Linked DNA regions of Homo sapiens: all the other regions are linked to region 2. Evidence: chromatin loops called from intact Hi-C (ENCODE). Cell type or tissue: mammary epithelial cell. All regions are shown on one strand. Each heading gives the region's core, and the rest is flanking DNA. Links, peaks and the distances in the headings are about the cores only. Region 1 has its middle 9.1 kb from the start of DLEU1-AS1. Region 2 has its middle 61 kb from the start of DLEU1-AS1. Region 3 has its middle 77 kb from the start of DLEU7-AS1.

What was found. A loop is a pair of places that touch in the nucleus more often than their neighbours do. Peaks named below come from ENCODE experiments on the same cell type or tissue, not always from the same donor. Only the 100,000 strongest peaks of a DNase experiment are listed, where the experiment ranks them.
Region 1: it touches region 2 in a loop (2.8-fold over the local background); 3 of 110 quality-filtered maps call a loop at or near these places.
Region 3: it touches region 2 in a loop (4-fold over the local background); 1 of 110 quality-filtered maps calls a loop at or near these places.

The regions. Positions count from the first base shown.
Region 1 is chr13:50,531,085-50,542,076 of GRCh38, reverse strand. No RefSeq gene overlaps it. Among named protein-coding and RNA genes, the nearest start is that of DLEU1-AS1, 9.1 kb to the right of the region's middle. In mammary epithelial cell, for the core only: no CTCF peak of the experiment used is centred there; a DNase peak (open chromatin) is centred at 5,716.
Region 2 is chr13:50,583,145-50,594,136 of GRCh38, reverse strand. No RefSeq gene overlaps it. Among named protein-coding and RNA genes, the nearest start is that of DLEU1-AS1, 61 kb to the right of the region's middle. In mammary epithelial cell, for the core only: no CTCF peak of the experiment used is centred there; DNase peaks (open chromatin) are centred at 4,286 and 4,766; H3K27ac peaks cover 835 bases.
Region 3 is chr13:50,724,913-50,735,904 of GRCh38, reverse strand. It overlaps a transcript of DLEU7 not described here. Among named protein-coding and RNA genes, the nearest start is that of DLEU7-AS1, 77 kb to the left of the region's middle. RefSeq lists an enhancer at 4,219-4,418. In mammary epithelial cell, for the core only: no CTCF peak of the experiment used is centred there; DNase peaks (open chromatin) are centred at 2,984, 3,694 and 4,324; H3K27ac peaks cover 2,520 bases.

The sequences.
Region 1 (10,992 bases), core at 3,237-7,236, 53 kb after region 2:
AAATTTCCTTTGCAATAAAGATATTCATCTGACAGGCAGAGGTTTTATTTCTTAAAAGTGAGTTCAAACAAGCCTCCAGAGATCGGTCAAAAAGAAAGTTTACTTCTTCTCAATTATGGTATATATTTTAAAAGGGATTTTTCAAAATATAATTTTCCTTTCCTAAAAGTTCTTCCTCAGCTCTGCCACTTATCTGCTGTGAGAGATCCTGGCCAATTTGCTTACCCTCTTGTGCCTCAGTTCCTGCATCTGTAACATGGGAAAACAATAGCCCCTGCCTATAGGGCTGTTGTGGAGGCATAAATGACAAAAGACAGAAGTCTCTTGGAACAGTGCTTGGCATGCAGTAAGCATCCAATAAAGGTCAGTCATCATTATGATTGTTAATTTTCTTTTTCTTTCTTTTTTTTTTTTTTAAGACAGAGTTTTCCTCTGTCGCCCAGGCTAGAGCGGAGTGGCACGATCTTGGTTCACTGCAACCTCCGCCTCACGGGTTCAAGCGATTCTCCTGCCTCAGCCTCTCAAGTAGCTGGGATTACAGGCGCCCACCACCACACCCAGCTAATTTTTGTAATTTTAGTGAAGACGGGGTTTCACCATCTTGGCCATGCTGGTCTCGAACTCCTGACCTTGTGATCCACCCACCTTGGCCTCCCAAAGTGCTGTGATTACAGGCATGAGCCACCGTACCTGGCCATCATTGTTATTTTTCAATTACATTAATATTGGTTGTAGTATTCTCCTGCTAGGTTGTTAGGCAGACACTGTGATAGAGGGTCACAGAAGAGTGAAGCGGTTCTATATGTATTATAGTATCTCCTTAGTAGGCCACAGTGCCATTAAACCCTTAACCATGCTATGTAGCTTAGAAAATAAAACCACTAAGTAAGAGTATAAAAACTTTATTTTAGCCCCAGTTCTTCTATGCATTTGCTATGTCATTTTGGATAAGCCAATTGCTAGGATCACCAGACAAAAATACAGAATGCTCAGCTAAATGTAAATTTCATATAAGTAATATATTTTTAGTACAGTATAAGTATGCCTTATGCAAATGATAAAAAGTTATTCATTATTTACATGAAATTCAAATTTTGCTAGAAGACTTGCATTGTAATTTGTTAAATCTGGCAGTCCTGAGCTTCAATCTCTTTATAGATAAAATAATGATACTGAATTAGGTCAGTGTTTTCCTAACCCTACAGAACATTTTCTAGGAGACATGTTTTAATAAAAAGAATTCATTCTCCAATTAATTAGGGAAATGCAACAAGTTGTTGCCCCCTTTTAGAAATTTAGAGTATAAAGTAGTATATTGAATGTTACAAAAACCCCAGCAGTAAATAAACCTGCTTGACTTTGTTTAAGCCACATTCACTCAAAGTATTTCTTCTGTCCCTTTGCATTTATAAACATCTCTAGAACACCTTTTGGGAAATGAAAGACTAGATGATACCTAAGGATGTTTCCAATTCTAAAAGTTTAGGATTCTAAGGATCCAAGATTGAATTATGCAGTCTTAAAGTACCCCCCAAGAAACAAAATGTAAGCATTAATAATCTACTTAGTACAAGGTGTCATCCATACAGACAAAATTTCTGAGTAGAATTCAATACCTGGTCTTGACTAGAGCAGGTGGTGCTACCAGAAACTGAGAATAATAATCTTTTCACTCCACCTATTCAGCACTCAACATAGTATCAAATACAGACAACTAAATAGTGTTGAGCATTTGTTTGACTGTAATGTCTATCAAAGTGACATTGCATTCAGTCAGCATTGTTTAGAGAAGGAGTAATGGCTCAGCTGACTCCACTTTTCATCAAGGTTGCCAGGTGAGTTAAACTAAATTCTGTTCTTATTAGTTCAATATAAGTTCAATAAACAGTGGCTCATTTAGGTGTGATTAAGAGGGAATTTCAGAATTCTTTAAAAAATTCATTAAAAAAATAGAACTTGAAGTGATGTCAGTGAAAATGATGAAGTAATGACTTCTGAAAATCCTCTCCCCCATAAAAGCAATGAGAAAACCAGCAAAAATTGTCAGAGTTAACTTTTTCAGAAGTCTGGAAAGGAACCAAAAGCTTGCAGCAATCCAGAGAGTGTTTATTCAGAAAAATGGCTGAATCTCAGTAAGTACAGAGAGTTTTGTGGCATTTTAACTTGTCCTATTCCAATCCACTCTACCTTCTCCAGCTCTACAGTAGATATAAAATAAACAACCCACAATCACAATGAAAAGCAAAAGCATTGTAGTCACTGGAAAGGGCAAAACAAGGTTGGAGCTTCTTTGAATCCCCATTCCCAGAAAATTAAAATTATTTGACCTTTCTGGAAGTTCCCTGGAAGACCCTACTTAAAAGGTTGTCCTTATAAGATCTGCTTCAAAAGTCATCTAATGCAAACAGCCTTTTCCTCTGGAGCATTTGTTGAAAACAATCTGTTGAATATTGCAGCTCCCTGAAGAAGTGAGACACAGTTGATACAAACAATAGACTAACCAAAAGGCTTCAAAGGAAAATCTGAGATGTTCATGGGGAACTTTGAAAAGCTGACATATTCCTGGGAATCTAAAAGGCTACATGCATATGTGGAGCCATGTGCAAGTTCAGGACTATGCGTATTGTCAGGAAAAACAGACAATGCCCTGTGCTCTCAGTTCTGGCTAAACTTGAAGCTTTGTATAAGCAGGAAGTAAAGGCTAAGACAGAATTGTCAAGTTCTTGACTTAGTGTCAAAGCCATGCTCCAAAATGTACACAGAACCTCTCAGCAAAAACTTTAGTACTTATTTCTTCCAGGCATGTAAAATACTTTCTCTCTGATCATTAGCTGACCACTGAGCAGAAATTTCAGTGGCTACTCATAACAATAACAACAACAAATACAGGCTTTGTATTTAGTTCAGAAACCACTACCACCAGCAAGAATTAGTTCAGAAAACCACTACCACCAGAAACCCTAGAAGAAGGAAAGTCTGATTTTCAGTGCCACATCAAATTATTTTAAATACCCAGGAAAAAAATAGGACATGCAAAGACAGATAATAGTCTATATACAGAAAAAATAGAGTAAGCAACAGAAATTATCCACAAGAAAATACAGCCGTTGGACTTACTAGACATAGACTTTAAGTCAGAAATTTAAAAAACGGTCAAAGAACCAAGGAAACTATATCTAAATAATTATGGTAAGTATGAGAATGATATTTCAGCAAATGGAGGATATCAATAAAGAGATAATTATAAAAATGAACTGAATAGAAATTCTGGAGTTGAAAAATAAATAATTGAAATAAAAATTTACTATAAGGGCTCAACAGCAGATTTCAGCAAGCAGACAAAAGAATCAGTAAATTTTAAGACAGGTCCATTGAGATTATCCACTCTAGGTAATAGAAATAAAGAGAATTAAAAAAAATAAGCAGAGACTCAGAGATAATCAAGCCTAAAAACATGCATAAATGTAGTCTCAGACGTCAAGGATAAAGAGAAAGGGGGAAAAAATTAAAAATAATGACTGAAAACTTTCCAAATTGGAAGGAAAATGTTATACTATATATCCAAGAAGCTCAACGAACTCCAAGTATGATAAAGTCAAAGAGATCTACAACTAGATACATCATAATAAAACTGTTGAAGGACAAAGAAAGAATCTTGAAACCTGAAAGAAAGAAACTACTCATCAGGTCAATGGATTCTCAATAAAAATAACAAATAATTTCTCATCAGAAACCATGGAAGCCAGAAGCAATGGAATTATATACTCTAAGTGTTAAAAAAAAAAAATGTCAACCAAGATGTCGACCTAGAATTTTATATCCAGCAAAAGTATTCTTCAAAATAGTGAAGTTAAGACATTCCTAATAAACAGCTGAGAGGATTTATCACTAGCAGGCTGCTCTACAAGAAATACTCAAGATAGGCCAGTCATAGTGGCTCATGTCTGTGATCGCAGCACTTTGGGAGGCCGAGGCGCGTGGATCACCCGAGGTCAGGAGTTCAAGACCAGCCTGACCAACATGGAGAAACCCCATCCTACTAAAAATACAAAAATTAGCCAGGCATGGTGGCACATGCCTGTAATTCTAGCTACTGAGGAAGCTGAGGCAGGAGAATCGCTTCAACCCTGGAGGCAGAGGTTGTAGTGAGCTGAGATCACACCATTGCACTCCAGCCTGGGTGACAAGAGTGAAACTCCATCTCAAAAAAAAATAAAATAAAATAAATACTAAAGATAGTCCTTCACACTAAAGTCAAAGAACACTAGACAGTGACTCAAATTCAAATAAAGAAAATAAAGAGCATTAGAAAAAGTAACTACATATACAAGACAGTATAAATGTATTTTTTTATTTGTAACTCTGATTTTTCTAACTTATTATTTCAAACCCTCTTAAAGCAATAATTATGAATTTGTGTTGTGAGTATATGTTATATAAATCTAATTTGTATTACAGTAACAGCACAAAATTTTGCTGCTGAAATTTTAAATATAGTAAAAAAACTAAGGAAAATGAAGTTAAGATATTTCTAATAAACAACTGAAAGGATATATCACTAGCAGACTGCTCTACAAGAAATACTAAAGATAATCCTTCAGACTAAAGTAAATTTAGTAAATAATAGCACAAAGGAGGCAGAAGGAAATAGAGCTATACAAATGCAAAATTTTTATATACTATTGAAATTAAGTTTATTTTAATCTGAACAAGATTGTTACAAATTAAGACAACTGAAAAAACTTGTGGACTGGCATGTCAGCAAGATAGCTGTCTAGACTTGCCTGGTATTCATCTTCCCCAGCAAAAAGGGACCAAAACAATGAATAAACAACTGTATTTTCACTAGCATGAATGAGGAAGTACACTGGAGAGCACCAGGAAAATTGCAAAATCCTTGTGGAACACAGAAACCCAGGATAGCACCATAGACAAGAGAGTGAAGAACCCTATTTCAGCCATACTGTTTTCCCTGTTGAGATCAGCTCAAAGCCAGGATGAACTTCTTATGGGGAGAGGGTAAGCTACAACTGCCCAGCAGTCCTCGTTACTGCTGCAGATGCCTGTGTTCTTTGCTACAGGAGAGGTAGATAGTCCTCACATGTCCTAAACCAGTTAGGAGAGTTGCCTAGAGTTCATGTAACTGCATTGCCTCAAAACAGGAGCCCATTTTGTGCACACACACACACCCCACTCCCCACACCAAAGCTGTATGACACAGTGCCATCTCGAAACTGGACCCACTACTAGAGTGAGTCCTGCCCTGGGATCCAGTAGCCACTATTTTTCTGTATCCCTGAAGTCATGCCATCATTCCAGTATGCTCGCTTGAGTGGCTGCATCACCACTATCCTAGCTGCTTGGAGCCTATTGCTGTGTGGAATGGCTAAGATTTTGGTGTTCAAACACATAGAGCACCCCACCCACAAGGGAATAGGTGGACTTGCACAATATGGAAGATGACACACAGCTGGACAGTCTGATATACCTACACACTTGGCCTGCCAGCCAGCCCAGCAACCCCTACCCCCACCCCACCTCGCCCAGCAAAACCATATCACTGCCATCACAAACCAACAGCCTAGGCCACTGAAACAATTGCAGACACTATAAATGAGGATTGCAGCTGAATAAAATGCAGAGACCATGCTACTGAGTCCATCTAAAACCAAAGCCAACACACCACACTTAAACAACATCCTATGACTCATGTGCAGGAAACAGTCTCTCCCTCTGAAAACTACTCCACCAAATTTGAAAAGATGACTGTTCCACTGGTATGCACAGATATCAACAAAGGAACACACACACACACACACACACACACACACACACACACACAGAAAAAGTAAGGAAACACGACACGTCTAAAGGAGCAAAATAATTCTCCAGTAACAGAATCCAAAGAAAAGAACAAAATTCCAGAAAGGGAATTTAAAATAATGATCTTAAGAAACTCAGTGAGATACAAGAGAATACAGCCAATATTCAATACAATTCAATGAAATTAGGAAAACAACAGAGATTGATATCATGAGAAGAACCAAACGAAAATCTTGACACTGATGAGTGCCTTGAATGAAATAAAAATACAATTGAGAGTTTCAACAACAGACTAAATCAAACAGAATAAAGAATTTCTGAACTTTAAGATAGTTCTTTTGAAATAACTCAGAGGTAAGACAAATAAGAATAAAAAGAATGAAGAAATCCTATGGGACCTACAGGACATCATTAAGCCAACAAATATTCATATTGTAACAATGCCAGAGGGAGAAGAGATGAAGATAGGCACAGAAAACCTATTTAATTAAATAATAGCTGAAAACTTCCCAAGTCTTAGGAGAGATATAAACACCCAGATTCAGGAAACTCAAAGGTCCCTAATTAGATTCAACCCCCAAAAAATTCTCTTTGAGGCACATTATAAACAAACTGCCAGACTCTAAATAAACCTATAACAAATACAGAAATTGAATTCATAATCAAAAAACTTCCCACAAAGAAAAGCCTATGACCAGATGTACTCACTGGCAAATTCTACCAAATGTTTCAAAAACAAGTAAGTGCAATCTTTTGCAAACTCTTTCAAAAATAGAAGAGGTGGGACTATTTCCCATCTTATTCTATAAGATCAGTGTTGCTCTGATATCAGACCCAGACAAAAATATCCCAAGTAAGGATACTTCCAGAACAATATCCCTTATAAATATAAATGCCAAAAAAAACCTCAAAAAATACTAGAACACTTAATTCAGTGTGCAACATTTTAAAAAGAATTGTACCAAATGATCAAATGGAATTTATCAATGGAATGCAAGGTTGGTTTGATATACCAAAATTTTTCTATGTCATATACCATGTTAATAAAGAAAGACTAAAATTACAGAATCATCTCAAAAGATGCAGAAAAATAATTTGTCTGAATCTATAATAAAAATGATTTCATGATGAAACACTCAATAAATGGGATGAAAGGGAACTTCCTCTACTTGGTAAACAACATCAGAGTAAAATGCACAGCTAATATCATGCTTAATGCCGAAATCCTGGAATCTTTCCCACTAAGACCAGGAAATGAATGTTCTTTCTAGCCTCTCCTATTCAACACTGTATTGGAGTCTCTAGCCAGAGCAATTAGTGAAGAAAAATAAATAAAGGCAGCCAAATTGAAAAGGAAGAAGTAAATCTATCTCTTTGCCAATGACATTATATAGAAAATTTTAAGGAATTCACGAAAGTCTAATAAGCCAGTTTAGCAAGGTTAAAGGATACAGGAGAAATACAGAATACTCAATTGTATTTTCATACACCAGCAATGAACAACCAGTAAATAAAATTAAAATAATTTCATTTATAACAGCTTTAAGAATAAAATAATTAGGAATAAATTTAACAAAATAATTCCAAGACTAGCATACTAAAAACTATAAAATGTTATTGAAAGAAACTAAAGAAGACTTAAATAACTGGAAATACATCTTGGGTTCACGGATTGGAACACTTAATATTGTTAAGATAACAAACTCCTTGAATTCGTCTAGAGTTTTTGCACTGTCTCCATCAAAATTCCAGCTGCCTTTTTTGTATAAATGTATAAGCTAATACTGAACCTCATGTGGAAATGCAAGGGGTCCAGAATAACAAAAATAATCTGAAAAAAAAAACCCAAAGTTAAAGAACTAACACTTACTGATTTTGATATCTACAGCACAAAGCTACAGCAATAAAGATTGTACAGTAGTGGCATAGGATAGTCATATTTATCAATGGAATAGGATTGAGAGTCTGAAAATAAACTCATACATTTATGGTCAACTGATTTTTGACAAGAATGTCCGAACAGTTCAAAGGAGGAAACAATAGTCTTTTAAACAAATGGTGCTGCAAAAATGGGAGATACACATATACACATATAAAAGAATGAAATTGGATTCCTATCTCTTACCCTATACAAAAACTAACACAGAATGTATCAAAGACCTAAATGTGAAAGCTAAAAGCATAAAACTCTTAGAAGAAATCACAGCTGTAAAATTTGTGACCTCAGATTTAGGCAATGGTTTGTTAGATACGACACCAAAAGACAAGCAAAAAAAGAAAAAAATAGATAAACTGGACTTTATCAAAATAAAAAACTTGTACTTCAAAAGATAATATAAAGAAGTGAAAAGCCAACCCACAGAATGGGAGAAAATATTTACAAATCATGTACTGTTAAAGGTCTAGGATCCAGAATATATTTAAAAACTATTACAACTCAACAATAAAAACATAAATTATCCAATTAAAACATAGGCACAGGATTTGAGTAGACATTTCTCTAAAGAAGATATACAAATATCTTGTATACACATGAAAAGATGCTTGATATTATTAGTCATTAGAGAATGCAAATCAAAACCATAATGAGATAACACTTCATATCTACTAGGATAGCTACAATAAAAGGCAACAATTAAGTATTAGTTTAAATAAGGAAAGACCAGAACTGTCATACAATGCTGGTGAAATATTAAAATGATAGTTACTTTGGAAAACAGTTGGGCAGTTTCTAAACATAAAGTTACAATCTAATTCAGCAATTTTATCCCTAAGTATCTACCCAGGAGAATTAAAAACATATAACAAAAACTTACAAGTAAATATTCCTAACAGCGTTAATTATTATAGCCTAAAAGTGAAAACAACCCAAAGATTTATTAATTGATGAACAGATAAACAAAATATAGTATATTAAAACCATGTAATATTATTCAATCATAAAAGAAATGAAGTTCTGGTATATGCCATGACGTGGATAAATCTTGAAAACATGTCTAAAGTAGGCAAATCCATTGTAGAGGCAGAAGTAAACTTCCTTTCTGCCCTTTCTGAAGGTTCACTGAAATAAAGTGACAATAGACAGATTAACATGAGAAAAAGTTTACACATTAATTAATATGCATAATCATGGGAGCCATACAAAACATGAGACTCAAAAAAGGGCCATATGGTTAAGGTTTAAATGTCCTCCTCATAGGGGAGAGAAAACTTGGGAGCTGTAACAAATTTTAGAAGGGTAGTAAGTGATTTTCAGAGGAAATGAATGCACCCAGGAGGCAAATATTATTTTGTAAATAATTATCTTAGGAAACTGAATGGGACTGGCAAGTTAAGGGAAGGAGAGGGGTGGAACTGCCTTGTGAACAAAGGTTGTCTTAGTATGTAGAAAAAGTCTCCTAGGTAATCTCTCCAACCTGCCCTCAAAAGAATAGATGAAAAGTCTAACTGCATGTAGTGATGACTTTTATAGTCTTTTCTTCTCTCAGGTGGGTAATCTTTCTGGATTATTTCATGAGATTCCTGGAGAGTGAGTCTTCAGACAATTGCATGTCTTTTGAGAAGTTTCCTTAGTTAGATAAGGAAATTCCAGACAGAGTCCCTCCTTGCTCTTGGAGTCAGGGGAGAAGAAACAAAAGAGGGTTAAAATGTTTTGGGTTCTGAGACAGCTTCTAAGGTACTCCATCTTCATTTAATTCAAAGTGTTCAGTATGCCAAAGCACCATTGTGTGGGGTATCATTTTCTTAGACCCAACACCATAAATACTAAGAGTAGTTTAGTGGTTACCAGGGATGGCGGAAAGAAGTAATCAAGGGTTACTGATAATGAGCATAGGTTTTCTTTTGGGGGTGACAGAAATATTCTGGTATTAGATCATGGTGACATTTGCACAACTCTGTGAATATACTTAAAAGCCACTGAATTGTACCCTTTAAACGGACGACTAGTGTATGTCAGTTATATCTCAATTAAAAACAAAGTCTAGAACTTGACATATCATTCCAAATACTCAAATTAGACGAGTCTGCTTCTAAGGTAAATAAGTGGAAAGTGGTCACAAGATAAGAACAGAGGCTATTAGGAGATGAGGAAAATCAGGAATGAGAAGTAGGAAGCCAACTCTTCATAATTTTTTAGGTGAGCAGCAGAGGGAGCCCTTGATAGCAAAGAAAATTACAAAACTAATGTTTATACTTCTGATCATAAAGTTAATACAGCCTTTTTACAGAAAATTTGAAAAAGTGCCACATAAAGGTAATAAAAACCCACTAATCATTCCACCATCCTAAGAACCACTATTAACATTTCATCGACACAAATCCTTCCAGTCTTTTTTCTGTATGTGTACATATATGCATGTACGTACATATATAGCCAAGCCCACCCACAGCTCTCCTGTACATGCAACTTTGCCGTTACATTTTTCACTTCATGTTACCTTTTATATTTTTTCTAAAGCCTTAAATATTCCTGAGAATGTGGTTTGCCATGCCTACAGATGAGCTGTCAGTAATTAAACCTATTTTTAGAATTTTTCAGTCACAAGTAACCCTGCAATAAACATCCTTATACCTAAATCCTTGTATTTCCTAAAAATATATCCGAAGTAAGGATAGATTCCTTAAGAAGGAATTATTAGGTCAAATATTGTTTACAGCTTTAAGTCTTTGAATACATACATATTGCCAACATTTCTAACCAGAAAATTTAAAAGATTGTTATACTTCCACCAGCAGTGGATGAGATTTTCCTTTATCTTGAACTTTTACCCAACTATGTAATTATCAAAGTTTTTTGAAATTTAAAATATTTGCTAATTTAATGGACAGAAATTTGTGTCTTTTAAAATTATTTTTAAATAAATAGTGAGCCTGAAATTTTTTCATGATTTATTGTCTAATTTTTTTCTGCTCGTACAAATTCCTTTTTTGTGAATATTGAAAATTTTTCTGCTTAGGATATTTATCTTCTAATCATTGACTTCGGAAGCTCTTCACATATTAACCATGTTAACCTTTGTCTTCTATTTTGCCCTTTTTTCAAGTTATTCTTTGCCTTATGTTTCTTTATCATGAGTTTTGATGTATATGTTTATAATTTTTATGTAAAAACATTCTGTTTTCTCTTTTATAGATTCTTCCTCTACCTTTTTGTTTAAAAAGTGCTTC
Region 2 (10,992 bases), core at 2,774-6,773:
TCTTAAAGTATTTGAAACATTTATCTTTTCTTTGGAAATATAATAAATAGTCTTCAATACCAATATATTTACAACATACTTAATAACTAATCAAATTTTCTCTTTAATGACCTTTGCACTATGCACATGAGCAATGTCTTTAAAAACAAAACACACGCACAGGCATGCACACCCACAGAGCAAAACATGCTTTGAAAAAGGAAAGCAAGAGACAGGGAATAGACATGGTTAGGTGACTGTGCACACGGTTGTGCTTTCTGACTGAGACAAAAAACAAAATTGTTTTTAAGATATATATATTCTATTATTGTACTATGCACTAATGAAAGTTGCTATTGTTATAGATAGATACAAAAACTTAACACAAAACCCTTAGTAAGTGCTGAATTTAAAATGTTCAATGTTGCCTATCAATTTCCTGAGTCTCCTAAGACCTAAATCATATGGATAGCTTTTTGCCCTGCATCCTTTACTTCTTTCTCTTTCTTTAGAAAAATCAGAATAGATTATGCCACATATGGAGTTAAAAAAACACATAGTCTGAAGGAAAGTTGTCTGCAGAGAGAGAAAACAAATAAATAAATAAGTCTACAAATAAACCCAACAGCAAAAGCCACCACAAGTAAGTTGAAAGCAAGTCAACTAGAAAAAAATTGCAGATTGTATCACAAGGGATTCATTTCCTTTATACATAAAGAACTCTGACAAATCACTAAAAAAAACTTCAACAATCCAATGTAAAAAATGAGCAAAATAAATAAACGAACAGCTCACAGAAAATGAACTGAATGTAGCCATTTAAAGTATGAAAAGATGCTTACTCCTCTCAAATGGAAAGACTGAAAAAGAAGAATGTTGGGGGAATAAGCTTATGAGGGGTGAGAAGATATAAAACCTTTACAGAGGATAATTTAGCCAAATATGTCAAAATTGCAAATGCATTTACTCTTTGACCTAGAAATCCCAATTCTAGAAATTAATCCTATGTATGTTATTTTACAGGTGTGAAGTGACATACAACATTATTTACTACCACACTGTAATAGCAAAAAGTACTTTTAGAAATCCAAATGCCAGTCAACAAGGGTCTAGTTAAATGAATTACAGTTCAGCTCCACAATTTTTTATTTGAAACCCTGGGTTTTGATGTGGTTTGCATGTCAGAATGTTTTGAAATTTAGAAAGCTCATATGGGGCATTGAACCTTATATATCAGTCCTTGTATCAGTCTAAGTCACGTTTTGCCACCAAATGAGTTTGCTATTTGGTTCACAGAGGTTTGTTTTGTTTTGTTTTTAATTTTAGGAATTACAGACAGGAGATTGTAGGCATGCACATCCATACTACAGAATACCATACAGCTATAAATAAATGAAACCACAGTTTCTGCAGTGAACAATCTTTAAGATATACTGCTAAGTTACATTTTTTTAAAAAGATGTAAGCATTTATGTATAAATTGCATCACATAATAACGTCTTGGTCAATGATGAACTACATATATAATGATGCTCCCACAAGATTATAATGGAGCTGAAAAATTCCTATCTAGTGACATCATAGCCATTATGACATTGTAGTACAATGCATTACTCAGGTTTTTGTGGTAATGCTGGTGTATACCAACCTACTATGCTGGCCTTCTATAAAATATAACAAATGTGATTATGTACAGCATGTAATATCTGATAATGATAATAAATAACTATGTTACTGGCTTATGTATTTACTATACTACACTTTTTATCATTAGTCTACAGTGTAATTTTTCTATTTAAAAATAAAGCTACTATAAAACAGACTCAGACAGGTCCTGCAGGAGGTATGCAGAAGAAGGCCTTGTTATCATGGGAGATGACAGCTCCGTGTGTGTTATTGCCCCTGAAGACCTTCCAGTGGGACAAGATGTGGAGGTGGAAGAAATGTCCACCAGAAATGAAAAGGAAAAAAAATGTCCTTAAGAAATGAAAAAGTTTAAAAATTTTAAAAGTTGTAGTAAGTTAAGGTTAATTTATTATTGAAGATAATTTTTTAAAATAAATTTAGTGTAGCCTAAGTGTATAGTGTGTATACAAACTACAGTAGTACAATGTCCTAAGCCCTCAAAATCACTCACCACTCACTCATTGACTCACCTAGAGTAACTCCTAGTCCTGCAGGAGGGGGCTCTTTCTGCAGCTAGTCCTGCAGGTTCCATTCATGGTAAGGGTCCTGTATAGGTGTACTATGTTTTTATCTTTTATACTGTATTTATACTGTGCCTTTTCTATGTTTGATGTATAGAGATATGCAAGTACTTACCACTATGTTACAGTTGCCTACCATATTCAGTACAGTCACATGCTGTACAGTTTGTAACCTGGAAGCAACAAGCTACATCATATAGCCTGGATATGTAGTAGGCTACACCATCTAGGTCTGTGTAAGCACACTTTATGAGCTTACTGTAATTTTTCAAATTTATAAACTTTTTCATTTCTTAAAGACTTTTTGCTCAAGGAAATAGCCTAACAATGCATTTCTCAGGACATATTCCTATTATTAAGTGATGCATGACTATATGTGTTTGCTCATATAGGCTGGAAATGGCTCCAAAAAAAAACTGTATTTATTATTTCAGGAAATAGGAACTAGGAGTCATCTATGGACTATTGGTGGGAGGGAGACTTTTCACTATACATGCTTGCATATCCACACTATAAATAGATTACCTATTCAGAGTAAATGAATCACATTTACGCTTTCAGTTGCTAAATAAAGTATGTATATGGATTTCCAGTGGGATGATTAGGCATTATCCTCATAGGGATGTTCTGAGAGCCTTCATGGCATCCTATTAAGTACCAACTATGGGCCAGGCACTGAGCTAGGTGCATTGCCCAGATTACAGCTGGTCATGTGAGGTAAGCATTAATATGCCCATTTTACAGATAGGAAAACCAAGGTTCAGATAGAACCACACAGTAATAAGTGGTAGAGCTGATATTCATACCCAAGTCTGCCTGAGCCTGAATTCTATGACATTAAAGAACATTTCAAAAATAAGAAATAGGTGATTCTCTCTAGAGAATGTGTACAAGGTGTGACTAGAAAGTGAGCCTTTTATGGAACACAATTCTTGGGATGTTTGAGCTTCTGCTCTTCTCTGACTTCGCTGGCATGGCTCAGGCTATGGCTCCAGGGAAGCCCACAGAGCAAGAGCTCTGTGCCCCGGGCGAGGGCTGGAGAGGCAAACTCCTCCATGACAAAGAGTAGACGCCAGCCGGGGCATGGAGTCCAATGTGGGCTCCTGCTGTAGACAAGCAGTGTGGTTGGAGAATGCACTGTCCTCTTCTCCAGATTGTTCATAAGCACTGGCTGGAGAGGAAGTGGTGGGAAGGGTACAAATGGGTTTCTCTATTGAGGGAAATCTAGCTGCAGAAAGAGTCCCCTTCTGGTCTCAAGTACTGTATATTTGAAACTATAGTTTGAAATTCATCAGAATCCACAAATATCAATTCCATTTGACTTTTCAGTCTTTATTCACTTTGTTCCATGATGGGGAGAAACAAAGGGGGACAGTTCAGCCACTCTTCTCAGAATTGAGTACCTAGTAGAGGTCTGAACCCATTCATTTGGGAAAGACTGATGGAGTCAGTGTCTGCTCTAAAACTTATGGGATCGATCCCTTCCCAGAACCCCAAGAGCCCACACATCTCCCAGTCATTCTCCCGTTCTCACCCACCAGGAATGAACGCCAGGTGGGAGTTTTTGAGTTAAGCTGATCTTTAGCCAATGACCCCAGAAGAATTAAGGAAGAAGTAGTGAGTTCTAACAATACACATAGACTTTGAAGCTAGAGTTCTAGGGTGACCAGTTGTCTCCATTTGTCCTGGAACTGTCTTGATTTTAGTACTGAAAGTCCCACAGCCCAGAAAACCCAACAATCCTGGACAAATCAGGACTGTTGATCGCCTTGTCTAGGTTTCGATTCTAGCTCCACCACTTATCAGCTATGTAACCTTGAACAAGTTACTTGACCATATCTCCATTTCTCCATGTGTAAGATAGGGAGAAAAATAGTACCTGTCTCATAGGGTTGTTATGAAGATTAATGAATATTTGCAAAGTGCTTAGAACAGTGCTTACGAAGAGCTCTATAAGTGTTGGTTAAAATAAATTATGTTAAACTTTGTTGAGTCTCATTGTCATTATTTATAACCAGTCTGTAACACAAAGCAATGAACACTCTTAAACTGTATGACTGTGCCGGTTGAGACACAAGACAGTTATCTGGTAACTCAATATGCTATGAAATCAGGGCTGGAGGCCAGCAATCCTTTTGCCCCAGTTCAGCCCACCCTGCCCTGTGTAACTCAGCCAAGCTTCTGATCCTTGCTGGTTCACACCTCTTGCCCTAACTGACTGACACATAGTAGGCTCCCAATAAACATTTATTAAATGAATGCATAACTTTTTCTCACACAGGCCTATCCAGGATTGGTGGAAGCAGTTTGTATTTTTTTGCTTTCTGTTATTCTTTGCAAAGGAATGTGGCTAAGTTTTCGAGGTACTACTTACCTATGATGAGATTTCCTGAGACTATAAAATGAAGCAACAGCAGAGAAGAGAGAAGGCTTCTCTTCTTTGGCAGTTATTTATGGCCCTGGATCTGTGGGTAGCCTGAACACAGAAATGCATATCTTAGTCATAAATTGGTCAGCATTCTGGAAATCTGAAGCCTTGAGATATTAGTAGGTTGGCTTTCAAGCTGCTTCTGCAGAGGTCTGCACAGAAATTCACATGTACACACTCAGTCACTTCCCTGCCTGCCTGTGCACCCTGGCCTGTATTCTGGGAACCTGCCAGGACACACAGGCCTGTCTGCCTGCAGGGTTCCACCCCAGCTGAGTCCTGAGTCAATGGTGGGGCTGGTAGCTGAACCACAGACCTCAAGATGCTCAGGCAAGCCCTGCAAAAGTCTCTGTTCCTGCACTGCATAACAAGCTTCATAGGTTTTTTTGGCTAAAAGGTATTTAAATGGAATCATTTTTTTCCATATTACTTTGAAAAGTTTATTTCATCAACCATGAAAATGTTTAATCATATTATTGGAGGTTTTAAGAAAACTCACCATGTTGAAGACGTTTCTTTTTTACTCATTTGAGGTAAAGAACACAATGATATTTAACTTTCCTCAAGGGGCACAGCAACTTAGACTTGAGATGAGCAATGCTTTAGGAATCACAGGGCATGAATGAGCCAAACAAGGAAAGAAAAGTCTACCCCTGACAGACTCAGGGGTCTACCCACTGAGTACCCCCGCGCCAGTGTAAAGTAATGTGTTGGGTTCAGTTTGAGTGATGGGTCTAATAAAATAGATTGGGGCCCACTGCCTAGCCAGCTTGCAAAGCCACTGATGCTCCACTAGGAGAGCACGTACCATGTTTGCTCCCCAAAGCTGACTCGTTCTAGAACTAGCACAGCCCTTCCCCCAGAGAGCCACATTCCCTTTAGGGGGCAGACATTTGGATAGAAAAGCCGTAGGAACACCTAGAAGGCTGGGTCTGGGGAGCTGGCCTCCAGCCTCTCCTTTCATCCAGCAGAAAGCACCTCTCTCTGACAGTTTTCACCCCCATCAACAAAATCAGACTGCTCTAAGCTGCAGTCCCGGGCAGGCCTGCCCTAACACCTTCTAGCAGGCCTAGGGAAGAGTATAAATGGAGGTCTGCCTAGCACAGGTCTAGATTTGTAAAAGTTACACAGAAGCTCACAAATCATTAAATATGCTTGCTCCTCTATATTGATAAATATATCCAGAAGGCTGAGGACCCATTTAGAATTCAGACTCCTCACAGTTCTGCAGCAGAACGTCAGAGCTTCTGGAAAACTGGATGCTATCACTTAGGTCCCAGCCTATGACCCATCCTCCTGTCCTTTCCTCCCTGGCTCTGTCCAACATCAGTTCTCACTTCCATGAACTGCCCACACAGTTCCTCCCACGCACTGCCCACACAGACTGCCTTGGCCACCCCTTGATGGAATACACTAGATTGCACCTGGGTGTGGGAGGGCCTTGGCTGTTTGGGTAGCCACCGAGGGGCAGTCTAGGGGGCAGTGCAGGCAGGCCGAGGGAAGCCGAGCTGAATCCCCTAAAGAACAGGGCCCAGGCTGGGACTCATGCCTGGGCCGTTAGCACCAAAAAGCAGATCCAAGGCAAACAACCAGCAAAGGCGAGGAAAAGGTCAGGACTGCTGAGTTTCTTGGTGATGGGGCAACTTTTGTTTGCGTGAACTGGGAGGAGGTAGGGAGAGGATGGGAAAGGGGAACCAAAAGGTCTGAGTGATGCGCCACCCAAGGGGTGAGAGTGAAAGAAGCCGAGCATTTGCCTTCAAGATGAATCAGGGTCAACTATTTGGGAGTTGGCGTGGACTGAAAATGGTGGATCAAAATTTATCTCTGGAGATATCCCCTGCCTTTCCCAAACACAATGTCAAAGAAAGGTCAGACATTAAAGTAACCACAAGGAACCTAAAAATATGGTCTTCATAGCTGTAAGACTTTGAAGAGCTTTTCTTTTTAAATGAAGGGGGATGGGAGTGGCATCTTAATCAAGCAGCCTTTCGAAGTCCTAACGGTTTTCAGGTTTTCTCAAGACCTTCCTATAAAACCAAAAGACACAGATGAATTTATTTTACAAATTTAAGCACATATGGGAGAAAAACAGCACAAAAAGCCTGAGGTTTGGTGACAAAAAGAAATCAAGAACAAAGTAGCAGGAGAGAAGTCTTTTAGAGTTTTTCAGACAAAGAGGAACTGGCCGAACATGATGCAGAGAGGAAGGCGGTCTCAGAGCAGCCTCTTGAGACTCTATAATGCAAACATTCTGTTTATTTAACAACTTTGTTCCCAGAAGTTCAAATTCTCACTCTGCCTACATTCAATTCTGTCCGTATTCTACAAGGCAACTGGTATTTCTTCACACCTCTTGCCCTGCTGGGAGAATCACAAAAGACCCGTCCTCTCTCTTCTCTGTGCCCTGGATCTTGTAGCCATATCCAGTAGGGTTTTGAGACCTGGGGAGGATAGACGACTATGAGAATGAGATCAATAAAGCAGCCAGGCTTGGGTGTGGAGGTTAACAGAGTGTGAGGGGATTGAAGGAAGAGACAAAAATTACTTTTGTCACCAATGAGAAGTTTTAGACTCCAAGAGGTTTAATAACTTGTCCTAAAGCAAGCGTGGAAGCCAGAAAGTCTGCAGACCCCCAAATGCCAAACCCTGCTCCACGCAGCAGGATCCAAGCACAGCCCAGTTACCCTCATCCCCGCACAGGGCAGAGAACCAGAGCACAGAAGATGACAATACCCAGAGGAAATCTGAAAAGCAGCATGAAGGTAATTACAGATTGGAAGGAAACTTATTCCAAAGACTTAGAGCTATATAACCTGGCCCAGCGACTGCATTGCTAAAAGGAAACACAATAGTGGTGGATATGAAATGAACATTCAAAAGGCATAAACAAAGGCTTAGGCTACTCCAAGGGAAACATAAATTCAGTGATGTGATGGAAAATATAGGCTTGATTTGAGGAGAATTACTATATTGGGAAGATCTATTAATCTGTTGATAGTCTCTCAAAGAAAGTGATGGCAGCTTGCTAGCTTGCTTCATTTAAAGTCAGTCTGTATGAGGAGCTGGAAAATACATTTCGGGGAGCGGGACTGAGCAGCGGGAGAGGGATGGGTTGCCCTCATAAATCTTGTTCATTTTTCATCTTGATGATTTTTCTCTCCCGTTTCCTCCCATTCTCTTTGTATTCTCATCCAAATGCCCCTCAGAACAACAAAATCCTCTCCCATGGAAATTTCTTCCTAGGCTAAGGGAAGGGAGGTGCTGCCCCATGGACTGGGATTGTGAGTGGGGTGGATAATTGGTCTGTTTCACTCAGGTCCTGCAAGGCCAACAAAAGGGGGGTTTGCCCCATGGGTTATCTTCCTCTGCTGGCCTGGCTTCTCTGTGCTCAAGTGGGGCCTGTGTCTCCCCTGCTTGGTACCCAAGGACTAAACCTTTAAGATGCCAGCTCTTAAAATCAGGAGTCGAAACCCCAGTACAGAGGGCTGAGATGATCCAGGTGAGCTAAGACACCTTTTCAGCTCTGGTCAGGAGACTGAGCGACAGCCTTTCACACCCTTACAGCAGGAGTGTGACAATTTCCCTAATGCTTTTTCAAGGGCTTTCATTTTTATCCAAATAGCTTCTAGCATTGCCAAGTAAAAGGAGAGGTGTTGCTATTGTCCAAACTATAAGCGAACAGCACAGTCTTATGTGAATCCAATTGAACGAGAGTTTTGCTGGAAGGTCCAAATAGCAAACCACTTTTTCCAGATGTCACAAAGCCTGAGGTCTGTGTGAAGGAAAACGCAGTGCTCTGGACTTTTCATCTGGTATATCTGTGGAAAGACCCCTTAAAGAAAATGTTTACTTCACACTCAAGCTGCTCTGAGCTCTGAGGGTGCCCCAACAGCCCCTTGATTTAGTATTTCAGAAACACACTCTTGTGTGAGAGGCGAAATTATCCTGGGAAAAAATGGGACTTGGACCCTAGGTTTTATTTGCTGAAATAAAGATTGCAGAAATAGATAGGGACAGAGAAAATGGTTTTGAAATATGTTCCTTGTTATAACCCTGTTGCCAGCACTTAAATAAAAGGGGGTTTAAAGAAGTAAATCCCTGCTCGGCATCCCAGGGGAGCAATTCTGTCTTAGGGATCTTTGCTGACACAGCTGATGCATACTCAAGACATCTGCAGGATGAAGTGCTCTGTGGCTAAAAGTAGAAGAGAATCCACTAAGAAATAGCCACACCGTGTGGAAGCGAAACCTCATCAAGCTGTGCAAATGTGGCTCGTGGAGAACCTAGCCTGATTTCCTGGATTTACACAGTACGCAGTATAAATCATAAAACCCAAAGAACGAATTAGACTTTTAATCATAAAATATTAGCATAAAAAGGCCGAAAGCTGACACCAGCTTTGTTCTCCGAGGCACACAAAGGGCTCCCTTAGCCTTCCCACCTTGACTCACTCACATTCCTTGTCTACCACTCTGTCCCAAGTCCCTGTCCTCTGCCTGTCTCCCAAGCCCAGTTTATCAGACTAAACGTGTGTCCATTGTCAGAAAGCTAGCTTTGTTCCATTCCTTCTAAGTGGGTACATACACTTACCATCCACTGGGGTTCCTACATGTTCCAACGGGTTAGGGGCACCTTGTTCATGGATAAGTAAATTGGCTTCTGGGAAGCTCAGCTTATTATGCAGTATCTCTGGCATTTCAGAGGTTGGGGAGCTTGGGTTCTTACTGTCACTTCTGGCTCTTATTCCTGCTCCTGAATTCCCTAGTGTCACTTCTGGCTCTTATTCCTGCTTCTGAATTCCCTTTCTCTTGTCTATTTCTTACCTCTGGAATGTGCCATCTCTTCTCTGTACTACATGACCTTACACTGAATATCCTACCCATCTACCCCAAAGCTACAGACTTTTACTGAAGGTTGGGGATTGCTATGGTGTGAACGTATGTATCCCCCACAAATTCATATGTTGGAACCTAAGACGCAGCGTGATAGTATTAGGAGGTAAGGCCTTTGACAGGTGATTAGGCCATGAGGGCTCTGTCCTCATGGATGGGATTAGTGCCTTATAAAGGGCCCTAGCCAGGCCCTCTTGCCCTTCCACCATGTTCTGTGTAAGGACACAGCATTTGTTCCCTCCAGAGGATGCAGCGACAAGGCACCACCTCGAAAGTGAAAAGTGATCCTTCATCAGACAGAATCTGAAGATGCCTGGATCTTGGACTTCCCAGCCACCAGAATTGTGAAAAATAAGTTTCCATCATTTATAAATTTCACAGTTTAAGGTATTTTGTTATAGCAGCAGGAATGAACTAAGACAGGCTTTATGAAGTCAGACAAGCAACTGCAATGCAAAACAGCACAGAAAACAATGAAAATTAGGCACGAGATGCCTAAATTTCCATTCTCACAGCTGACATAATCATTATCCATCCCAGACTGTTTCTGCCTCTTTCCTTTGTTTCTCTCTATTCACTTGCTCTCATCTTCTCTATTTGCACCCATTCTCAAATTTCCAATCTTCTCCCTCTTGGTTTCAACAAGGAAATTTTAAAATATTCTAACCTTAGTATACACAGCGAGATACTGTTTTAGGCAATAGAGCTAGACTGCCTAAGTTGAAACCCCAGCTTCATCACTTCCTTGCTGTCCAGCCTTGGGCAAATCACCTAACCTTTCTGTGCCTCGGTTTCTCATTTGGAATAAGAAGAGTACCTACTTCAGAGAGCTTTTGTGAGGATTAAATGAGTTAATATTTTTAAAGCACTGGAATCATATCTGAAATCAGATTTCAATAAGTGTTAGTTACTATTATATCATTTATTTCACCTCAATATCTTCCTGACTACACTCTTGTTGCTTTTTTGCAATCAAATGGTCAAAACAAAAATAATAGTTTATTCTCTAGGAAGAATTTGTTTAATAATTTTGATATAAATTTTTCTGCTTCCTGGATGGGTAGCCACAAACTTTTAGGAAGCCAGAGAAGAGGTGGGCACTTCTGGGAGACTTCCTGAATAATCATGCTGAGCACCCAGGCCCTACTGCTGCTACCATTTATCCATGTATTCATTCACTAATCCACAAACATTTATTGTGCACTATATTAGTTTGGTAGGGCTGCTATAACAAAGCACCACAGACAAGGTGGCTTAGAACAACAGAAATTTATTGTCTTAAACACTAGGTTCAGCATTGCTATCAGTGACGTCATTTTCGAAAAGAGTAAACAATTCTTGGTAAAGCGCTGAATAAAACAAAGCACTATCTTCCCTCAATATACACAGTAGGACCATTCTTGAAAAGTCTTATATGTACTAAAATTGTGAAGAAATAGATGTGTGTATACCTATATCTGAGTTTACATTCTAAATTTAGATAATT
Region 3 (10,992 bases), core at 2,632-6,631, 140 kb before region 2:
CCAACAGTGTAGAAGCATTCCTTTTTCTCTGCAACCTTGCCAGCATCTGTTATTTTTTGACGTTTTAGTAATAATCATGCCGACTGATGTGAGGCGGTATTCATTGTAGTTTTGATTTTCGTTTCTCTAACGATTGGTGATATTGAGCTTTTTTCATATGCTTGTTGACAGCATGGATGTCTTATTTTGAAAAGTGTTTGTTCATGTCCTTTGCCCACTTTTTAATGAGGTTGTTTTTTTCTTGTAAATGTGTTTAAGTTCCTTATAGATACTGGATATTAGATTTTGTTAGATGCATAGTTTATAATATTTTCATTTTTTCATATATTTTCTATTTTTTCTTGTAATTTCTTTTCTGAGACATAATTATAATATTTAGAAATTTGCTATTTAATTTCCAAATATTTGGGGGTTTTCTATCTTGTTGATTTCTAATTTAATTCCATAGTATACAAAGAGTGAATTTGGTACAATTTTATATTGTTTAATTTATTGAGACTTGCTTTATGGCCAAGTATATAGTCTCCCTTGGTGAACATGTACTCTTGAAAGGAATGTTTATTGTGCTGTTGCTTGATGAAGTACTCTATAAATATCAACTAGGGTAAGATGGTTGATAGTGTTACTCATATGTTTTATGTCTTTACTGAATTCTTGTCTAACTGCTCTACCATTGTTTGAGAGAAGGATGTTAAATTCTTTGAGTATGATTGTGGTATTGTCTATTTCTTCCTTTAATTCTTTCAATATTTGCTCCAGGTATTTTGAAACTCTGTTATTATACATACACATTTATAACTAAAAATCTTCCTGGAGAATTGGGTATTTTATCATTATGAAATGTCCCTTTTTACTTTGGCATTATTCTTTGTCCTGAGGTCTACTTCGCCTGATGTTAATATAGTCATGACAGCTCTCTTAAGATTTACTGTTTGCATGGTATGTATCCTTCTATTCATTTACTGTTAATCTACCTGTCTCTTTAAAGTTTATCTCTTATAGATAGGGGTAGGTATGCCTTATCTTTATTTTGTTTGAAGTTTATTACTCTTCCTTAAGTTGTAAAACTATATATTTCTCCAAATTTTAGACATTGTTGCATATTATTTCTTCAAATACTTTTCTACCCTATTATTTTCTTCTAGGATTCCAGTAGTATGCATGGCAGACTTTTAGATATTAACCACCAGTCCCTGGGACTTCATTGTTGTTCTTCCTTTACTTCGTCCTCATCTTCTTCCTATTTTTATCTTTTTTCTCTCTGTTCTTCAGATTGGGTATTTTTAATCTATCTTTAAGGTCATAGGTTTTTCTAAATGTTAATATTCCCTTTTTTCTCTAAATGATCACAATTTGAGTGTGCTTTGGCTCCCAAAGGAAATGAAATAACTGATCTTTATTTTTGGGGAGATGGGTGTATTAGTTGGAGATGGGATTAGCTACAGAATGGAAATAACAAAAAACTAGATCATTAAGTTTTAAAAATCTTATTTTGAGGGCCAATATGAGTAAAATTAGGTTACTCAGAGGACGATAAGGTGGAAAGCAGCCTTATTGAAGATTTTGAACATTTTCTGGAACTTCAAAGGTTAGTAGTACCAGTTCTCTATCAGGTCTAATTTCACATTAAAACATACGTTTTTTCTTTAGTTCACTGCTTTTATTCTAAGTGGTCAAGATTTGAATACACTTTTGGTTCTCAAAAGATATAGAGTGACTTGCCTTGATTTGTTTCTGGCAGGAGTAGAAGAGCAGGACTCCTAATTTGCGGAGCCTAGTGCAAAAGAAAAATGTGGAACTCCTTGTTCAAAAATTATTCAGAACTTCCAGACAGTGACAGACAGCATTACATCAAGTTTGATGTCCTCTGAGCACAGGACCCTGTGTGACTGTACAAACTGCACATCAATGAAGCCAGAGAGTGCGGTAATACAGCTTGGAGCTTTCAGCATTGGAATCAATATATCAGAGTCGGAATCCCAGACTTGCTACTTGCTACTTAGGTGATGTTAAGGAGGTTGTATTTTCTCTACGGCCTTTAGTGTCCTTATCTGCAAAATGAGTCTATCCTAGGTTTGTTGTGAGGCTTTAATGATAGTTATATAAAATGCCTACCTAGTAAATGTGTGATACTTAACAGTCAAAGCGGAAGTTACTATTATTATTTTGTTAAGTGGGCTTTATTAGAAGGAAAAACTGTGGAAGGAGAATTGTTAGATCAGAAAGAGAATGTCTCTAGTGTGATCAACTAAAGATTGAGAGATATGAGACAGGAAATGTGTGTGTGTGGGTGTGGGCAGGTAGGGGACAGAGTTGAGGAGTTGGGTGCCCCCCTTAACGAGTGGGGAGAAGCTGGTGGGGAGATAGATCCCTTGCATCAGTCTCTGGGTGGTGTTATGAGTCCAGAAGAACTTGGATGTATTCTAAACATACAGGTAAGATCCGTGAATCCACCAGGCATTCCTCTAAGCAGAATTTTTGAAAAGCTGCTGAATACTGAAAGAGTATGGATAGTAATTCTAAACTTCCTAGTAGGTGCAGGACATTCAATTCATCTAGGGAGAAATATGAGGACATTTGGTTTGTGTGCAATAATCTAAAACATTGGTTCTCAGGCTGGTTAAAAATGAGAATCACCTGAGGAGCTTTCAAATCCATTGATGCTCTGGCTCCACCAGACATAAATTCTGATGTATTTGCTCTGGGTTGAGGCTTGAGCATCATCACTGTTTTTAAAACGCTTTCTCAGATGGTTCTAATATGCAGACAAGTGCTGAGAACCACTTATCTAAAACAATGGCATGCTGTTGAGATCTTCTATTTCCCTCTGACAAAAAGAAAAGGTAGTCAACTGTGTGTGTGTGAGTGCGCATACATGCGTGTGCGTTTGATAACCAGCAGATTAAGCAGCAGTAAGGCACACACAAGTAGAAACCATCTGATGCCCTCAGGACATCACAGTGAGTGATGTTTTTTCTGGTCCACAGCCATATCTGCTCAGGGAGCCTCCTCTGCCACACTCTGGAAGCACTCTTGAGAAAGAGGCCCTTACATAAGTTACTATGCATACTGTGTTTCAACAGTGTTTGGCAGATGACAAAGGCTTGGGAAGTGTTAGTTGTTGTTACTACTGCTATTTTGTTAGGTCATCTAATAGAATTCATTTTGAATTTTAAAAAAAGGACTCAAAGAAATTTAACATAGTGTGATCATTTTTCCTTTGGGAGTTTAACTCATTCTTTCAAGTCTTGCATACCATTGAACATAAGCACATAAGCTTTTTTTTTTTTTTTTTTTTGAGATGGAGTCTCATACTGTTGCCTGGGCTGGAGTGCAGTGGCTCGATCTCGGCTCACTGCAACCTCCACCTCCTGGATTCAAGTGATTCTCCTGCCTCGACCTGAGTAGCTGGCATTACAGGTGCCTGCCACCATGCCTACCTAATTTTTTGTATTTTTATTAGACATGGGGTTTCACCATGTTGGCCAGGCTGGTCTCGAGCTCCTGACCTCATGATTAGCCCACCTCAGCCTCCCAAAGTGCTGGGATTACAGGCGTGAGCCACCATGCCCAGCTCGAACATGAGCTTTTTTTAAAAAGCAATACAGTAAGTGAGACGTGATGGAGATCACTAAAACATGGATGATGAATTATAAAAAGAAAACCTGTCCTAGCTTGTAGAAATGGATACTTGTGGTCTGGGATAAAATTTTCTGTGATAGTATTACATCTGTATTTAAAAATTGCTGTGTTATAGAAACGTGGGTGGCAGAGAAGATAGTTTTGGAAAACTGTTTTAAAAAATCAGAAAGGGTTTCCAGTGATGGCAAAGTTGCTGACAGCCAAGATGCACACGACACATGTGAACAGATTGTTTCATGAAATATCAGAGTAGAATAAAGCAATATTGCAAAGTATGAGTGTATATAATTTTCTTTTCAGTTTTATGCAATTAATATACATATGTGTAGATTAATAAATGGAATATTATAAGTAGATTTTTAACGATTTCACTTAGAGGCTTAAATATTTATATGTTCAAATTGGCAAAAAATGTTTTTAAAATTTTCTGTTTCAAAAAATAGGCATTGGCTTTGTAATTGGGAGGGACTTGTATTCAGGTGTGTAGATAATTAAGGAAAATGTAAGGAAAGGGACTAATTAGGAAGAAAGACAAAGACAAACAGCCTCCCTTTCCTTTGTTTATACTTCTTAGCAATTATCAGTGCAACATTTTAGAATAAGAAAATACTTCTAAGTCATTGAATTGTAGACTTGCCTGGGCTTGTTCTTGGGCCAGTGAGGTTTTTAGAAGAAAGCTCACTTCCTGCAGTAGCCATGGCAACTTCAACAATACAGGCCCTACCCTGCCAGCTCCAATCTGTCCAACAGATTCCCAGGGAGGAGAAATATGTTATCACAATAAGAGATGATTTCCAACTTTTAACATTTTTAAGTAGGATATTTATTGTTATTCAATTCATAAATCCACTCATCTTCAATCTCAGCTACCTACCACCTCAAAAACACATATACATGTTGCCAGTGGAGGGCCTTGACTACAAGTTGTCCAGGTTTTTGGCATTTTGAACCAAGAATTGGACAAAATGCACAAGCAAAGCAATGAAAGAATGAAGCAATGAAAGCACAGATTTATTGAAATGAAAGTACACTCCACTCAAGAGCACTGGTTACAGAATTTTCTGGGGTTTAAATACCCACTACAGGTTTCCCATTGGTTACTTGGTTACACTCTCCATAAATGAAGACTTGGCCGACGACCACTCTGGTCACAGGAGGTGACCAATCAGAGGCTGAAGTGAAGTTACAAAGTTAGACATGAAGACTTGGGCCACGACCTGTCTGATTGGTTGCAGGAGGGGACCAATCAGGGGTACTTTCCATTTTTCATCGGCTATGCAGTGTAAAAGGAGTAGCCTCTGATCCTTTTGTTATGTGGGTGTGGAGAGGTGGGGTTTTCCTTTTGATTAAGTTCTAGGAAGTCAGTGAATCAGCCATGGATTCCCTGTCTCCAGACTCTATTTATTCTCCTACCTCACACCCACACACAAACACACACACCTTCATTTGCTCCATCTTTTTTTATCTAATTCTCTCAAAGATAACCAACAGAATTTTGGTAATCTTGGGATGCAGAATTTTGGGATGCAGCCATTGAGTGAATTGCCCACAGATTTGAAGTTGTAAAATGCCTTTTCTGCCTGCCTGAAACACAACCACAGAAATTCCAGTTGCATGCCACACTCTGATTTAAAAACCAGGAGATTCCCTGGAAAGTATTTTTACTTCTATGTTCAAGGAAATATTCACCAGGATGGAGACCCCTCAGCAGAATCTAGAGGAAGCACTGCTCTCTGAGTTCACTTATCTTATATTTTTTCTACTATCTGCCCAGACAAACTCTTGAATTTGAAAGAAAAATTCTTAAACTTACTCAAAATATTTAACCAAATCAATCTGCTGGGCTTTTCTAATTGCAAGTGATAAGCAATGAGGGAAATATATTGCTCTCATTGTTTTAAATACTCTTTCTCTTACCTTTCCTCTGCTCTACCACAACCATTCTGCTTACATGGTTGACCCTTGAACAACATGGGTTTGAGTTGCTCAGATCTGCTTACTTGCAGATTTTTTTCAGTAAAAGTTACACTGAGTGTGCTGCCTCCCCTTCCACCTCTTCCAGCTCTGCCACCCCGAGACAGCAAGACCAACCCCTCCTCTGCCTCCTCCTCCGCAGCCTATTCAACATGAAGACAACAAGCATAAAGACCTTTATGATGATCCACTTCCACTTAATGAATAGTAAATATATTTTCGCTTATGATTTTCTTAATAACATTCTTTTTTTTTCTAGCTTACTCTATTGTAAGAATATGGTATATAACACATATAACATACTAAATATGTGTTAATTGAACTGTTTATGTTATCTGGAAGCCTTCTGCTCAAAAATAGACGATAAGTTAAGTTTCAGGGAGTCCAAAGTTATAGAACACACACAACCCCATTAAAAAGTGGGCACAGGACATGAACAGACACTTTTCAAAAGAAGATGTATGCGTGGCCAACAAGCATATGAAAAAATGCTCAACATCACTAATCATCAAAGAAATGCAAATCAAAACCACAATGAGATACCACCTCACAACAGTCAGAATGGTTATTATTAAAAAGTCAAAAAATAATAGATGCTGGCAAGGCTGCAGAGAAAAGAGAACACTTATACTCTGCTTACACACTGTATTATAAATTAGTTCAGCCACTGTGGAAAGCAGTTTGGTAATTTCTCAAAAAACTTAAAACAGAAGTACCATTTGATCCAGCAATCCCATTATTAGGTAAATACCTAAAGGAATAGAAATATTTCTACCATAAAGACACATGCACACAAATGATCATTGTGGCACTGTTCACAATAGCAAAGACATGGGGTCACCCTAGGTGCCCATCAATAGTAGACTGAATAAAAAAAATGTGGTACATATATATCATGGAATACTATGCAGCCATGAAAAAGAATAAGATATTGTCATTTGCAGCAACATGCATGGAGCTGGAGGTCACTATCCTAAGTGAACTGACAAAGGAACAGAAAACCAAATACTGCATGTTCTTTCTTATAAGTGGGAGCTAAGCACTTGAGTACACATAGACATAAAGGAGGGAATAACAAACACTTTAGCCTAATTGAGGGTGGAGGGTGGGAGGAGGGTGAGGATCTGAAAACTACCTATGGAGTACTATGCTTATTTTAATACATGGGTGATTAAATAATTTGTACACCAAACCCGTGAAACCAATGTACCTACGTGACAAACCTGCACATGTCTCTCTGAAACAAAAACAACAGACAAATAAATAAATAAATATATCTGATAGAATTCTGAAAAAAAAGTTATACAAAGATTTTCAACTGTGCAGGTGTGGGTGTCATTGCCCCAAACCTCACCCCTGTAAAGGGTCAACTGTATATTAAGGAGGGGAGACAGTGGTAAAGGAATACCCTTCAGTAGTGAGTATGATGTGCATATGAACAGGTGACATGATGACATAATTTTTATATTCCAGGCTTAGCATTTGAGAGAAATGTGTGCTATTTGTAAAGAAAAAAAAAGTCAATGGACACATGAACATCCTTAAAATGACTAAGTTATCACAAATGAATCTGAGAAAACAAACACTCCTGTTCTGTAATCTTTGGGGCAGGCAAAAGAAGAGCTGAGAAAGGCTGATGAAGTCAACTCTTGGTGGGTTCCTATGATGCACTTTCCCAAAGAGCTTGACCCTTCCCCATGGAGATTTAGTCCTATTAACCTCGCTGAAAAAAAAATAGGGCTTTCCTGGGAAAACACTTTTGGGGAGTGTAGCATACTTTATGTCCTTCTTGGAGATCTATAATGTACGTTCACTTATTAAAGCTTTTGAAAAGTTCTGCAGTAAAAACCTATTAAACTTTGTTTAACCTTGTGTTTAGATTTTAAATTCTAGAACTCATTTGAGCATAGAGATTCCTTTTGCACATAACTCCTATTAACATCACATAGGACCACTATTTCTTAGACTATATATATCTAGGGAACTGCAATGTTAGTCTATTATATTTCTTATTTGTCTTTAAAACAACTAGTTTCTTATCTGTAATTGGAAAAAGCTGCAGACACCCATTCCCACCCCCGACCAAAGCCCAACCTCATGTGATTACTTTACAACCTAAGGACTAGCTTCTTCCTGTCTCCTGAGAGGTGTTCCTGTGGCCAGGGCTGGAGCCAGAGGCCAAGAAGGTGACCCTGCCAGGTATGAACATCTGCAGCCTGAGGTGCACTTCAAAGTCTTGCTCTCAAAAAGTCAGGACTGCACCTTTCTCACCTGCAAGCTGTTAGAAATGCAAACTCTCAGGCACCACCCCAGATCTACTAAGAAAGAAACTTTATTTTCACCAGATTCCCAAGGTGACTTACCTGCAGTGATCCAGCACCCACAGGGGAGAAGCAGAGAGAAGGTGTCTCATTCTGGAAGAGGCTGGGGAGCCAGCTTGCCTGGCGTTGACACCGAGTGTTCATGCAGAATAACCCAAAGTCACAGCAGTGTGCAGCTCTGCACATCTTGAGGGTGTAATGGGGATCAGTGTAGGGTCCGAGAAAAGCCAGGAGGATAACTTGGAATCTCTTCAGGGAAGTGGAAGAGGACTGGCCCAGGGAACTGAGACCAACAGACACAGCAACCCTGGAGGTATTCCCAACGTGATTCCTTGGGAATCACAGGGAGCCCAGGCCTTAGGGGGATGTAGCTTCTCATGAGAGTCAGGTGAGAATGATGGGAGCAGCCCTTCACAGGTGTGGCACCTCAAACCAGCTGGTGTCAATGACCCCCACCTCCCAGATGAACAACTCGGTGGCAAAGAAAATACTGTGATTGCATGCAAATATGAAATCAGGCCTCATCCTGGATTACCTTCACATTCACTGAACAAATTAGTATTTGGTTGGAGCTTTTGTTAATTCTTCAGTCCTCACCCACTAAATGCATGCACACATGCTTACTAAAAACAGAGAAAAAAAAATACCTAGACCTCATACTTGTGAATAGCACAAGACGATTTTTCAATCTCTGCCTCTTCATACATTCGGAAACCTCCTTGCTCACACACACTCACACACACACACACACACGTATGCAAGAGCGTACAGAACTTCTTATTCTTTTTTTGGGTAACACTTAGCACATATTAAGGACAAAAAAGTCATAGACCTCGTAGAATTATAGTTTTTAGCATAGCAATGATTTTGTAGCTCAGAGGAGGTGGCTCTTCATTCCATTGCCTGCTATGAGTTTTGTCTCACATTGCTGGGCACCTCTAGCAGATATATGGTATGTGCAGTGCTTAAAACATTGCCCAGAAAAACATATAAAATTGAGGATATAAATAATTTCACCTTCCCCGTGCCCCCACTTTCCTCTTGCCTCTTGCTGATAAGAAAAAGATTAACTGGATTAATTGGCATGTGTCATCCAAGAATCTCAGTAAGTCTAGAAACATGAAGTCTCCAGGCTCAGTTATGAGTGGAGCTGGTTCCATCTTCATTTCCTGAGGCCCAGGAAGGTAGGGGGCATGGTCAAGGTCACAGCCCTAATTAGAAACTGCCACCTAGACTCATAGGTGCTCAGCCCACCCCCGAGGTGCACCCATGCCTGGAGAAATAAAAGGCATAGCCAGTGGGCTCTTAGAACGATGACACACATGAAAAGACCTCCCATGCGATCCACAAATTTCACTGCAGATGGGAAAACCTTTCAGAAAGTGTCTCAACCTATTTTTTTCAAACATTGTGAATTTTGGCAAAAACTTTTGTGATTTGAAAATGCAACGTTTACCCTTAATTTAAACCCTTGTGTATTTTCGAGGGAAATTTAAGTTAAAAAACATGTATTTCTGGTTAAATGGAAGCCTGTGTTCCGTGAAAGGAGGAGGCGGGAAAGTCAGGTGGCTGTTGCAGGCTGGTTCCCAGGGGGATTTGGGTAGAAGCTGTTGAAGTTGGAGAAGTAAACTGTCAGCTGAGGAGGGGTGGGTGGGGGAGCTAGAAAAACAGAAAAAGGAATGGGCATGTTGCCCTGGGGATGGTCAAAGGAGGCAAATCAACAAAGTGCTGAGGTGGAGAGGCCTGGCTGGGGATCTCATGAGTCTAATAGCACCCAGAGGTTGGCAAGGCCATGTTACCTAAGTGTCCTAAGGCCACAGGGCAGAAGTAGGGAAAGCAGTCATGTAGTTTGTTGACTATAATTTTCACCGTTACTTCTCCAAGACAGTGATAGGTCCCTTGAAGGCAGGAATCACACTGCATTGATCTTTGTATCCTTGAGGCCTGACATAATGCTTAGCTGCATACAAATGATGCTGCAAAAATAGATGATAAGTAAATGAGAAAAATAAGGTATTTCCAATCCAAACCACCAAAAGCTAATTAAGTCTAGACCAAGACCTTCATGATTAGAGTTATTTGTTAATAGTCATAGAATACCTCTTAAACTGGTAAAATAATTGTTTGACTTAGTGAAATAAAAAAAAAATCCACTGGTTGATGTAGTACAGAAAAATAAAATAAAATAGAAAAACTTCATCAAACTCTGTTCAGTTTAACAGTCAGATTAACCCAGCAGCTGAACCATGGCTGTAGGTGGACACGGCGTCTCCTTCCCCTCCCATGCCCCCGCTCCTGACCACTGCTTGATTTTCCTGCCTTCTCTTTGATTTTTAAAATCTACTAGCTCTTGATGAAAACATGAAATTATGCTACACGGGCTCACTTTTCATTCTGAATCTCATAGATAGCTAATTCCTTTGTAATCTCATAGATAGCTAATTCCACAAGCCCTAGGGGTGGAGCAGCTGCTGTCTGGGCTCAGACCTGAGGCAGACCTGGGCAGGAGCTCCATGCACACAGAGCCTGTCTTGACTAAAGGAGGGAAAAACCAAACCTCAGATCTTAAGCAGTGCACAGCCTCTCATCCTCCTACAATCTGGCAAAGTGGTGCACAAGTGCACATCACTAAGGATCAAAGCAGGTTAGAGCAGAAAGAGATTTCAGGGATTTCCTAATTTTGTCAATGAGCCCATTGACAAAATCACAGCCCATGACCACGTGGCTGGCTGGAGAAGATTGGGACCTGGATTCCCTTCTCTTTGGGTCAGTGGGCTTTCTTTTGCAGACACTTCATACTTGTGGCCAGTGGAGGCAAGGTAGGTCACTGCTGGCACCAGGGAGAGACTCAAGGACATTGTGAACGGGGGAGCTGGGCATTGTGTCAACTAACTTTGGCTTACATACATACAGTCAGCCCGGACCATGGGCTATTGATATTAGCGTTGTTTGGAAAGTATTTCCAGGTCTTCTGGAACACCTGCGGTAGGAAGGCCTTCTGCCCTTTGTTGTGGGAACATATAAATAGTTTGAGGCAATGTAGGTTACAAGCAGA